Regions from separate parts of the Homo sapiens genome. Here region 2 is linked to region 1. A link is a contact called in ENCODE Hi-C or POLR2A ChIA-PET data. All regions are on one chromosome and are shown on one strand. Each heading gives the region's core, a stretch centred on a gene start or an enhancer-like site at or near the end of the contact. The rest is flanking DNA. Distances are from core to core; before and after follow the strand shown.

The links. A loop is a pair of places that touch in the nucleus more often than their neighbours do. ChIA-PET counts read pairs that join two places held with the same protein, here RNA polymerase II (POLR2A). Pooled maps may share reads with other maps.
Region 2: POLR2A ChIA-PET joins it to region 1 with 10 read pairs in HepG2. The contact joins the promoter of TRAPPC3 here to the enhancer-like site in region 1. A Hi-C loop is called at or near these places in 1 of 168 maps with a recorded cell type or tissue (PC-9) and 4 of 50 pooled maps. POLR2A ChIA-PET finds 5 or more read pairs at or near these places in 15 of 52 experiments (A549, A673, AG04450 and 12 more).

The regions. Positions count from the first base shown.
Region 1 is chr1:36,267,679-36,270,564 of GRCh38, reverse strand. All of the region lies in intron 2 of THRAP3 (thyroid hormone receptor associated protein 3), which reads right to left. Among named protein-coding and RNA genes, the nearest start is that of SH3D21, 37 kb to the left of the region's middle. RefSeq lists an enhancer at 863-1,157. Within about 2 kb of position 1,607, at least 4 of the 41 ENCODE cell types and tissues checked have a DNase peak (open chromatin) inside an H3K27ac peak, as active enhancers do.
Region 2 is chr1:36,148,145-36,151,185 of GRCh38, reverse strand. TRAPPC3 (trafficking protein particle complex subunit 3) reads left to right here and starts at 1,700. Exons shown (of 5, transcript NM_014408.5): 1 at 1,700-1,849. The coding sequence starts at 1,808. RefSeq lists enhancers at 1,147-1,806, 1,937-2,016, 1,370-2,030.

The DNA.
Region 1 (2,886 bases), core at 358-2,857:
AAATAGAACTGTATTTTTAATTATTTAGAGTCCATGTCCATTTTGGAAATCTTCTCACAGTAAATCTACTTTGCCTTTTTATGACTTTAAAGAAGGTTTAAAAGGGCCTGTCTTATAGCTGCGAGAGCAGGCATGCGTGCGTGTGCGTGTGCCTGTGTGCGTGTGTGTGTGTGTCAGGGTCTCACTCTGTTGTTTCAGACTGGAGTGCAGTGGCTCGATTATAGCTCACTGCAGCCTCAACCTCCCTGGCTGGCTCAACCGATCCTCCCACCTCAGCCTCCTGAGTAGCTGGGACTACCGGCATGTGCCACTACAGCTGGCTAACTTTTCGTATTTTTTGTAGAGACAAGGTCTCGCCATGTTGCCCAAGCTGGTTTCAAACTCCTGGGTTCAAGGAGTCCTCCCTCCTCAGCCTTCCAAAGTGCTGGGATTACAGGCATGAGCCAATGTGCCCAGCCTGTTTATTTTATTATAGAAGTATTGATTCAAACATACACAAAAGTAGAAAGAACAGTATAGGGAACCCAAGTGTTTCCATCATCCAGCTTCAAACATTATCAATACTCTGCAGGCAGACTGTATTCTTGGTCAAAATCCGAACAAGTGTGGATAGATAAAGCCAGTTTCTGCAGCTCCTTTTGTGTATTTTCCTCCTTAAAAAAGACTTTATTTAAAAAAAGAGACATGCAGCTGTAAACAGTGGCTCACACCTGTAATCCCAGCACTTTGGGAGGTTGAGGGGTAGGACTGCTTGAGCCCAGGATGTCGAATCAGCCTGGGCAACATAGTGAGACCCTGTCTCTACAGAAGATTTAAAAAAAAAAAAATTAGCTGGGCATGATGGTGAGCTCCTGCAGTCCCAGCTACTTGGGAGGCTGAGGTAAGAGGATGGCTTGGGCCCAGGTCCAGGCTGCAGTGAGCAATGATTGCTCCACTGCACAACAGCCTGGGTTATGTGCTTTTCCACGTGTGTGCTCTGCAAATACATCTAAAAAGAGAATCAGTTACAGCAAATAACATTCTAACTCAAACTCAAACACATCTAAAGTAAACTCCAAAGTACAACCTTAAACTCTCCCCCAATTACAGGACATGAAGTAGTCCAAAATGTCATTCCCAGTGGAGGCTCTTCCATCAACTTGTTTTTAGACATGAGAATACTTCATAACCACTGAGAAAAGTATCACGAGAGGGGAGAAAATACATAGTAAGCTACTTTTTTTCATTAGCAACCCCAAAAGGCTGCAGCTTCTAACTCTATGGTGTCCGAAATCCACTGTAAAAAAAAGTGAGCTCGCTTCAACTGTTTGTTTGGCATCTGCAGAACCAGTGGAACCAGCCTGGCAAATTTCACCATCACCACCAACAAAAATCAGCAAAAACACTCCTGTGTGTTCAGAAATTGGAGGGTTAAGGGATGCCAGTAAAGTCCATGCCCTCAGGAAAAACAATACTTGGTCCTTAGCTCTTGTCAAGGTAACTGCCAAGACAAAATACCCAATTCTGTGTATTGTTTTCTCCAGATTAAAAAACTAACTCGGCTGGGCGCGGTGGCTCATACCTGTAATCCCAGCACTTTCAGAGGCCGAGGCAGGTGGATCACCTGAGGCCAGGAGTTTGAGGCCAGCCTGGCCAACATGGTGAAACCCCATCTCTACTAAAAATAGAAAAATTAGCTGGGCGTGGTGGCGGGCGCCTGTAGTCACAGCTACTCGGGAGGCTGAGGCAGGAGAATCGCTTGAACCTGGGAGGTGGAGCTTGCAGTGAGCTGAGAATGTGCCACTGCACTCCAGCCTGGGTGACAGATAGAGCGAGACTCCGTCTCAAAAAAAAAAAAAAAATTAACTCATATTGGACACATGGATTACTTTTCTAAGTAGTCATTAAGAAGTTTCTCTCCTGGGCACAGTGGTTTGTGTCTATGGTCCCTCGTACTATGGAAGCTGAGACAGGAGTATCGCTTGAGCCCAGAAGTTCAAGGCTGCAGGTGAGCTACCACTGTGTCGTTGCACTCCAGCCTGGAGGACACAGCAAGGTGGGTCTATCCTTAAAAACAAAACAGTTTCCCCCAAAATAACCTCTGAAGTACTTTAAAGTACAGCAATTAAGGAATGGCAAGCCTGGTGTAACACTGCCAATGTAACAAATACTGGACCGGCTCTTATCCATGGAGGTTCAATTCCAAGCCCTCCAAAATGTCCAAAATGTCAATCTCTGTTCTTCCTTTTCTAGTCTAGTATTTCTTTGGATGATAAAAAACACACTGAGTCATCTGATTCTCAGAAAATTCATACTAAACTGCACAGAAAAAAAAAAATGATGCTGACCTTTTTTCTGTCACCTTCAGTGCAAGAAAAAGGGTAATTCCTTTCTTTTTTTTTTTGAGACAGAGTCTCGCACTGTTGCCCAGGCTGGAGTACAGTGGCACATGATCTCGGCTCACTACAATCTTCACCTCTTGGGTTCAAGTGATTCTCCTGCCTCAGCCTCCCGAGTAGCTGGGATTACAGCTGCGTGCTACCACACCCAACTAATTCTTGTATTGTCAGTAGAGATGGGGTTTCACCATATTGGCCAGGCTGGTCTTGAACTCCTGGCCTCAAGTGATCCATCTGCCTCGGCCTCCCAAAGTACTAGGATTACAGGCGTGAGTCACCGTGCCCGGCCTAGGGTAATTCCTTTCTAAAAGTACTGCTATTCACTTTGGATGTTTTGGATTCCCAGTTGTAAAACAGACCTTTTCTAACAGAACTCAGTCTCCGAAAGCCCCCGGATGCCCCGTATTCTGTGAGTGGGTGCGGGGAATATGGGCTCCCGTCTATCCAGCAGGGAGCCCATCCTACCTCTTCTTGACTTACCTCCTTTCAAGCCCTAGTATCAGTTAAC
Region 2 (3,041 bases), core at 451-2,950, 120 kb after region 1:
AGATGGCCCCCACCCCCACTGTTCATTCAGGACTAATGACACTGCAAGTCCCAAAGAGAAAGAGACGCCAAGAGGAGGAATCCCAGGCAGAGAGAGGCAAAATCTCGGAGGCTGTTGGACAGGCAGGGAAAGGCTCCACCTCCACTCTCTCTAGAACCGCCCTGCTTGACAGCAGGCAGGGTGGGGTTGGGTGGCTGGCTGTGAGTGTGACTCAGGTTTCTGTGGGCAGCCAAGGGCAGCCGGCAGGGAGGAGCCCAGACCGACAGACCGGCTGGCCAACTGCAGCTTTCACCTCAGCTGTCCTCTGTCCTGGGAATGCAGAGGGCTCTTGTCTAGCTGAGCTGGCCCTTGGGGGCTAGTTGACTCCTGCTTTCCTCCCCCAACCCCAACCAACCCTCAAGTTCCTTCCCAGAGCCCTCGGCCCTTGGCTCCCTCCCCTGTGGCATTACACAGGATGGAGAGTGAGGGGTCACTGCCTCTAGGGAGGAAACAGAATGTCTGGGGAAAAGGGTATAATAATGATTGGTCCTGCACCCTGAGGGAGGGACTGGGGGAACCCTGGGCACCAGCTTGCAGCCTCAGCGGCCCCCCAGCCCTCCCTAGCCTGGCTGGCTCGTGTCTGGACAGGCTGGTTGTCATGGTGAGGGCTAGGGGCCAGAATGCAGCTGCTACAGTCAGGCTACCAGGCCTAAGTGAACAGAGAGTGCTCAGGGACCCCCCAGCCCAGCTTCCTCAGAGTTGACCAGCTGAGAGACCGCGGGAGCTGAAACCAAAGAGCTGTGGTCAGGGACTATAGACTTCCCCTTGGTGATGGGTGAGAGTTCAGCCAGCACATTCCCTTCGTGTTTCTGGTGCCTGTTTGTTGGCTTGTTTTTGGAGGGTGGCTGGAAGGGAATACACGTTTCTTTTATGCCTTTTATGCGCCCAAGTGCTGGGCATGCGTGGCTCACCAGTCTTTACAACAACTGAGAGAGATTTAGCAACTTGCCTAAAATGGCAAAGCTGGGATTAGAACTCAGAACTGACGGCCACGACAGTTAGTGATCTTTGTTTTCTGGGAACCAGGCAGTGTAGCTGTTCTAGGGGGAGGGAGGGGGAGAAAGTGACTTGAACTTTACCTAAAAGACTGGATATTCCATCACGAGGCCACAGGTGGTAGAAGGCAGGTGCTGGCATCATTTGGGGTTTGGCAGTCTGAAGAGAAAGACACTAGCGAAATGCTTGGCACATAGTAGGTCATTAAATATTTTTCTAATGAAGAAGCCAATTCTGTGTGAGTCATTGCTAGTTTTCTGGGACATCTTGGGAGCTTCTGGAGCTGAATCGCAACAGCGGAAGACGCTAGCTCGAAAGAGGGACTTTCCAAGACCAACCCCGGCGAGAGAGGAATTTGTGGAGCATCATCTCTGAGCCGGGCGCGGGGGGAGGGGGACAAGGAGGAAGCGTGTGTGTGACCCAGGATTACCGAAGGCTGCGGACGCCACCCAGCGGCCAGGATGCTGCCCAGCGCAAGCTGGGCTCTACCAGGCAGGCGCGCGCGGAGCACTCCGGGAGTTGTAGTTGACTGTGTTAAGAGGCGGTGCTGCCAAAGGGGCTGTTGGGTGTTGTAGTCTGACGTTTGTTGGGCGGGAGTTGCCCACGTCGGCCGGACCACTAGTCCCGTGGTGCCCCGCGGGAGGCCGCGCAGGCGCAGTGAGTCAGTGCCGGTCGGTCTTGTGGGCTGAGGGGCAGCGGCTTAGGCTCCGGCGTCTGCAGGGGTCGCCGAGCTAACCCGTGGCTAGGCGAGTGGGGCGGGGCGGCCGGCACCATGTCGAGGCAGGCGAACCGTGGCACCGAGAGCAAGAAAATGGTAACTTGGAGCGCGTGACCTCGGCGGGCGGGGCGAAATTGAGGCGTACAGGGAAGGGGCCCGGCGCCGAGCGCGAGGTGCGTTTGGAAAAGGGCCTTCCTGTGAGCTCTGGCAAGGGGAAGCCTCTTGCTGGGTCACTCCGGGGGCGTTCCAGGCAGGTGAGGGGACCGTCGGAGAAGTTCCCCGGAGGAGACCCCGCCCCCAAGGCCTGAGTGCAGCTCTGTGCTAAGCCAACAACAACGACGGTAATAAATACCAATAACTGCCACTTAACTTCTCTCTTACTATGTGTTGGGCACCGGGCCACGCACGTTACAGCATCTCAGTTAATCTGCAGAGTAGCCCCTATCAGATGGATAACATTGCCGTTTTACAGCTTGGAGAGCTTACGTAATTTGCCCATATTTACACCTGGGAAGTTAGGATTTGGACCCGTGTTTAACTCCAAAGCTAATGCTAGGAGCTGACTGTTAGGCTTTACTCTTAGGCTACAGTGTCTCGTACTGTGGCGTGGGTATTGTGAGAGATGTTCAGATACTGGTCGTGCCAGAAAGGAACGTTTTATTCAATGGAATAAGAGATGGGCCAGAGTAAGCAGTGAGTGGTGCCCCTCTAATGGAGTGGGTGGCTCCCTTCTTTCCCAGGGAATAGTTTGGACACCATATGGTCCTATAAAGTTGGACTAGGGGCTGGGGCTGCAGACTTAGGTCATTTTTCTTTCGTTCTTCCCTCCCTCCCCCCGCCCCCAGACGAAATCTCTGTCACCCGGGGTGGAGTGCAGTGGCACTAACTTGGCTCACTGCAACCTCTGCCTCCCAGGTTCAAGCAGTTCTTCTGCCTCAGCCTCCCGAGTAGCTGGGATTACAGGTGTCCACCACCACGCCTGGCTGATTTTTGTATTTTTAGTAGAGATGGGGTTTCACCATGTTGGCCAGGCTGGTCTCGAACTCCTGACCTCAGGTGATCCGCCTGTCTCGGCCTCCCAAAGTGCTGGGATTACAGGCGTGAGCCACTGCGCCTGACCAATTTTTGTATTTTTAGTAGAGACGGGGTTTCACCATGTTGGCCAGCCTGGTCTCGAACTCGTGGCCTTAAGTGATCTGCCTGTTCAGGCTCCCAAAGTGCTGGGATTACAGGGGTGAGCCACCACACCCGGCCAAAAGACGAGAATATTTTGTTAGGAAACAATGTC